Linked DNA regions of Homo sapiens: region 2 is linked to region 1. A link is a contact called in ENCODE Hi-C or POLR2A ChIA-PET data. All regions are on one chromosome and are shown on one strand. Each heading gives the region's core, a stretch centred on a gene start or an enhancer-like site at or near the end of the contact. The rest is flanking DNA. Distances are from core to core; before and after follow the strand shown.

Evidence for each region. A loop is a pair of places that touch in the nucleus more often than their neighbours do. ChIA-PET counts read pairs that join two places held with the same protein, here RNA polymerase II (POLR2A).
Region 2: a map of HepG2 shows a loop between it and region 1 (18-fold over the local background). The contact joins the promoter of DBT here to the enhancer-like site in region 1. A Hi-C loop is called at or near these places in 1 of 168 maps with a recorded cell type or tissue (HepG2). POLR2A ChIA-PET finds 5 or more read pairs at or near these places in 1 of 52 experiments (CD8-positive, alpha-beta memory T cell).

Annotation. Positions count from the first base shown.
Region 1 is chr1:94,853,202-94,855,901 of GRCh38, forward strand. All of the region lies in intron 9 of SLC44A3 (solute carrier family 44 member 3), which reads left to right. Among named protein-coding and RNA genes, the nearest start is that of SLC44A3, 34 kb to the left of the region's middle. Within about 2 kb of position 1,395, at least 27 of the 41 ENCODE cell types and tissues checked have a DNase peak (open chromatin) inside an H3K27ac peak, as active enhancers do.
Region 2 is chr1:100,248,564-100,251,263 of GRCh38, forward strand. It overlaps DBT (dihydrolipoamide branched chain transacylase E2), which reads right to left and starts at 1,271. Exons shown (of 11, transcript NM_001918.5): 1 at 1,207-1,271. The coding sequence starts at 1,257. RefSeq lists enhancers at 440-999, 1,000-1,559, 1,161-1,280 and a silencer at 1,391-1,490.

The DNA of each region.
Region 1 (2,700 bases), core at 145-2,644:
GGCCCTGGAATGCAGGTGAAGGGTTTCACAGAGATGTGCGCGGTCCAGTGTGGCAAGTGCTGCCGCTAAAGGAAGAACTGAGGATTGACCACTGAATAATCATGATTGGAGTAGGTGAAGAGAAAGTGGGAGGAAAAGAATTGGAAAGAGTAAGTATAGACAATCTTGAGGAATTTCACTGTTAAAAGGAACAGAAATGGAGAGGAAGCTGGAAGAGGAAAGAGTCCACAGTAGATTTTTCTTAAAGATGGGAGATAGTTGCGAATGATTCAATAGAGAGAAAGATTTTGATGAAGAGGGTGAAAATTATTGAAGAGTTATGTTCACACAGGTTAGAAAGAATGGGATCTGGTGAAGTGTGGCCATAGGATCATGGGCCATTTATTAATATCATGTTCTGGGAGAGGACTCAGATTATGGACCCGTGTTGATAGCAGGTTAGGTGTGAGGTGGTCAGCACTAGCAGAGGTTTTCTGATTGCATCAGTTTTCTCAGTGAAACAGGAGGTAAGATCATGGGCTGAGAGTGAGGATGGGAAGGAAGCTCTTGAAGGTTGAAGGGGGAATTTATAAAACAGTTGGGCAGAAGAAGGGGAAACAAATGGACCAATATGGGAGCATGTAAGTTTCTGATAGTAACTCAGATGGTATCCTCTCTCTGATTTTTTTTTTTTTTGCCTCATTTATTGTTCCGCCTAATAGCTGAGGTCCAGCATAATACCAGCATGGAGTAGATGCTCAATAAATGTTTAAGTTAATTTCAGAATTGGAATTCTATCTACCTATATCTCATTTATAGCTAACCCTGTGTGGCACTCACTGTAGCTGACCCTATTGCACTTACTATTCTAAGAGCCTTACCTGTTTATTATACTTAACTCATAACAGCTATGTGTATTGCACTAAAAGCCACAAGACAGGACGAGATCACCAAGGGTGTGAGAAGTAGGTATTACCATTCTCCGATTTCAAGTGATGAAGCAGATTTCAAAAAAAGTCCCACTATTTGCAGGAGGTTGCTTAGGGGACAGTGCAGAGATGTGACTCTCAGCCTGTGTGACTCTCAAGCCCAAGCCAGTAATCACTGTCCCAAGTTCATCTTGCCTACTCTCTTCTTCACCATCAGAGAGCTGTGGCCCACATTGTTTGTCACACATTTCAAAGCTGAGCCTGGAACCAAGCCTTCTCACAATTCAGTGCTCTTCCCACCACCATCCCCTGAGATCTGTCATATCTTGGGATCTACCCATAGTCTACCTCCCATTAACACCCATTAGCTACCCATGATAGTAGCTGTAGTGCCCAGTCCATAGAGACAAAGCAACTGTCATGTGATGAGGGGATCTTGCCTGCATTCACACAGCCATCCAGGAGAGGGCAGTCATGTGTGCCTAAGCACGTCTACCCCACCCACAGGCTCTGCAACCGCAGACTCCGAGCTAGATCCAACCTGTTTCCCGGCTTTCGCCCTGAAGCCAGAGCGCCCCTGAACGTTTGTCTAAACCAATGGTTCTCAAGCCCCCCGCGCCCCCCGGTGACTTTTTGCCCCTGATATGGCATTTGGCAATGTGTGGACACATTTTTGGGTTGTCGTGGCTGTGGGAGGGGAGGGAGAGCTTCCTGGCATCTGTGTAGAGAGGCGAGGCTTGTTGCTAACACCCTCCAGTGCGCAGGACAGCCCCAGCCCCAGCCCCAGCCCCAGCGAAGATCTGGTCCACAATGTCGGTGAGAAACCCTGCCCTAAAGGAAAGTCCTAAACAGCCCCAGGAACAAATAGAAGATGGCTTTGATAAGGATGTTCAGAAACAATAGTGATCACTCAAAAATAACTTGCAGGTTCTGCTTCTTTGGGGAGTGCCAAATGCCATTCTTTGGGGGAATGCCAAATAATGTCTAAGCGGATCTTGACTCATCACTTCAGCTGCTCCCACCGCTGACTGTGCCAGGTTGGGAGGTGTGCGTATATGTGCACTTGACAGCACAGGGCAGCTGAGAGGAGAGTCTGGCCCCCATTAGCGTCCAGGTCCTGTAGGACATACTTACCTTTGTCTGTCTGAAGAAATCATCCTTCCTGTTCTGTGGAAATATTCTCCGCCCGCAAACTATTCGTGATATTGTAAACCTAGTTTTGCAAAAGCATAATCTGTCGCTGATACTGCTGGGCCTTGTAGGAGGAGCAGGTACTTCTTCCCTGGCTCAGAGCACTTCTCATATTCCAGAGTGGTTCTCAGAGTCCACTGACCTCATCTACCTAACAGGCATTCTGTTTGGGAGGGGCCACCTCCTCTGGAATTGGGAATGTTTCCTGAAGCATGCCCTGAATCACCCCATCTTAGAAAACCATAGGCATTTATCCATGCCTTACCCAAAACAGAGATTGCCTCCAAGCCAAAGTGAGCCCAGCATTCATAAAACATTAACCTCTCTATAAATCAAGCTGTTCCACTGTTTCTTACAATGTAATTCTTGTTCAGCAGAACATAGAGCTTGGGAATTAAGATCAGCCTTAGTCAGTGGAATCAGTTTTTGATCTACAGCACGGATATCCTCCCCTTTCCTTCACACAGACCCTACTGTGAATATCTAAGGACTCCTGAATGACGAGCCTAAAGTCAATTTATAGCTATGGCAGGAAATATGAAACAATCTCTAAATGTTCTTCAAGCTATAGGTTTCACCAAAGACCAGAGCATGCATCTTC
Region 2 (2,700 bases), core at 21-2,520, 5.4 Mb after region 1:
CAGAGGGCCAAAGTCAGAGCCCTTTAGAAAAAGCAATATTTAAAAGGCGGGAAGGGAAACAGGATATTGGGATGAAGTGGCCAAAGATGAAGAAAGAATAATATTGGGAAACTGGTGTCACAGAAAACAAGAATGGAAAGCTCTAGAAAGAAGAGAGACCAATATGTGTTAAGTGTTGCTGAGAAGAGCTCTCTTCTCCTGGTTATCTCTTACTTATCCTTCTTACATCTCAAGTCATACAGTATCCTCTGGGAACTCCTCTGACCCCCAAGTCCACCATAGGTGTCCACTCCTGTGTGTTCCTGTAGTTCTAGGCACTTGTCCCATCACAGTACCTCTCATGCTGGGTTGTAATTTCTATCTGTCTCCCTCTCCTTTGTCCTCCACCACAAGGTTGTAATCTCTTGAGAAGGAAGATATGATGTCTATTTCATATTTGTATCTCCAGTGCCTAACACAGCACTGGTACATAGCAGGCTCTTGAAAGTTTTTGTAAGATCGGGGTCACCAAGGCAGGAGCATCTAGGGAAAGGGAGAAGAGGCAGGAAGAAGAAACACTAAGCAAATAGGGGTAACAAGTATCATTACCGGTATGTGTCAGTGCTTGGTGCTAAGACTGGGAGAAAGAGAAGGAAGTGCAGGGGAGATGGTGATGGGTCACAGCCTTGGTGACAAAAGGGTAGGAATGATATGTGGTGCGGACATAGAAGTACAAGGCAAAAGAGTGACGCCGAGCTGCTCAGTTCTTCGGAAGCAGGGACCCCTGCTGATATTCTATAACTTGAACGGCCTCTTCCTCTACACACTGTAGATTCCTTGAGGGTAGGGGTCGTGTTACCAGTGTTTGGCATACTGTGGGTACGCAATAAATGCTAAACGAATATATCTCTGGATCCACAGCGCCTATCACAATGCCTGGGCACCTGGAAGGCGCTCAATAAAACGCTAGCTGGGCCTCGGGGTACAGATGGAGCAGGACGGCTGAGTCGCTGCAGAAGCGCTTCCAGGTAAGGGGAGGGAGTGGGTTTCCACTCCAGACTGGTCGACTCGCTCCGTTCTCTGCCCTTTATTTTGCATGCATCCCTTCACCTCTCCATCACGCGTGCCCTGGACGCCTGGCACCGGAGGAGAAAGTAAAACACCACTCCTGGATGACTCCGGACAAATCACTCCTTCCCGGCCTCAGATCTGCCCAAACGTGCTTACCAGCTTCCCCGCATTCCTGCTCCAGGTTCTCAGCATACGGACTGCAGCCATCTTACCCCGGAAATGACAACAGTGCCGCAAACTGGAGAGACTCTCCTCGGCGCGGCCTATCAGGAGATGGGAAACGCGCCTCCCCCTGGGCGACCAATAGGGAGGGAAGAAACGAGCCTCCCACCCAACAGCCAACCAAGGAGTAGGGCGGAGCCTGAGCTAAACCCTAGGATCTGGGACCCAGCGGGGAGTGAAAAGAGCCTGGGGGACGGAGGCGGGGCAGAGGGCAGCCCAAATTTAACACTGCTGTGTAAATACAGATGCACCAAAGATAATCTTTTTAGTGTATGTGATGGGGAAAATAGAGAGTGTTAAGGAAACACAAAGAAAGGTACTTACCTCAAGAAAGTTATGTTGCAGTAGGACCTGAGCGATGAGTTGGAAAACATTTCCCCGTCTTCATCTTGTAGTGTAGCCGCCCCAAATACAGAAAATAGAATATTTCTATACGTTGTAGCAAGGCTCTGGACAACTAGTTGTTTCACAAGTCCATACAGCAGTACTTCCCAATGACTGCCTTTTTTACTCCCATTTATGTTTTTGATTACCAAAATTGGCTAATCAATTTTTTTCATGAAAGATGAACATTACCTAATGTCTAAAATAAACATGTTATCATCTTTCTTTTTACAGACTGCTATCAGATGCAGCTAACTAGCATATGCAATACATGTCACAGACACATGATCTTGATTTAGTTGTCTCTTAAAGAAATGTCAAATTCAGGTCAAGTGGAACTGGTAAAGAACAGATCAGAGCTTTCTTTTAAAAGGCAATCTTCCTCAGAGCAACTAGGAAACCAATTCCTGGAAATGTCCAGGATGACATTAGTCTGTTATTGCTTCTTACGTGGGAATGAAAATCTGCACAGATGTCTAAGGAATTACAGAGAAAAAAAACTGGAACAAATACATTTTAAATGCTCAACATTGAAGATTAGTGGTTATGAAACAAAATCTCAGGTATTTCACAACTTCATTGTTTAATATGACCCAAACACTTTTCCCCCTCATTTGCCATTTTATGTATTACACATCTACACACAAAAAATCAATGCAAACAATAAATCTTATTATCTTTTTTGTTTGTTTGTTTGTTTGGTAGAGATAGGGTCTCTTGGGCCAGGCGTGGTGGCTCCTGCCCATAATTCCAGCACTTTGGGAGGCTGAGGCAGGCAAATGGCTTGAGCTCAGAAGTTCAAGATGGGATCTCTCTATGTTGCCCAGGCTGGTCTCAAAGTCCTGGTCTCAAACTGCGATCTTCCCATTTCAGCCTCCCAAAGTCCTAGGATTACAGGCATGAGCCACTGGGTCCGGCCTAAATAGCTATCTTTCTCAGAAAATCTAGAGTAGTCAAAAGAATTTCAAGTTTTTACATTTCCTTAAAAATGTTTATAGACATTATTAATATATTTGATAATCCCACAAGCATGTGTTTGTATAA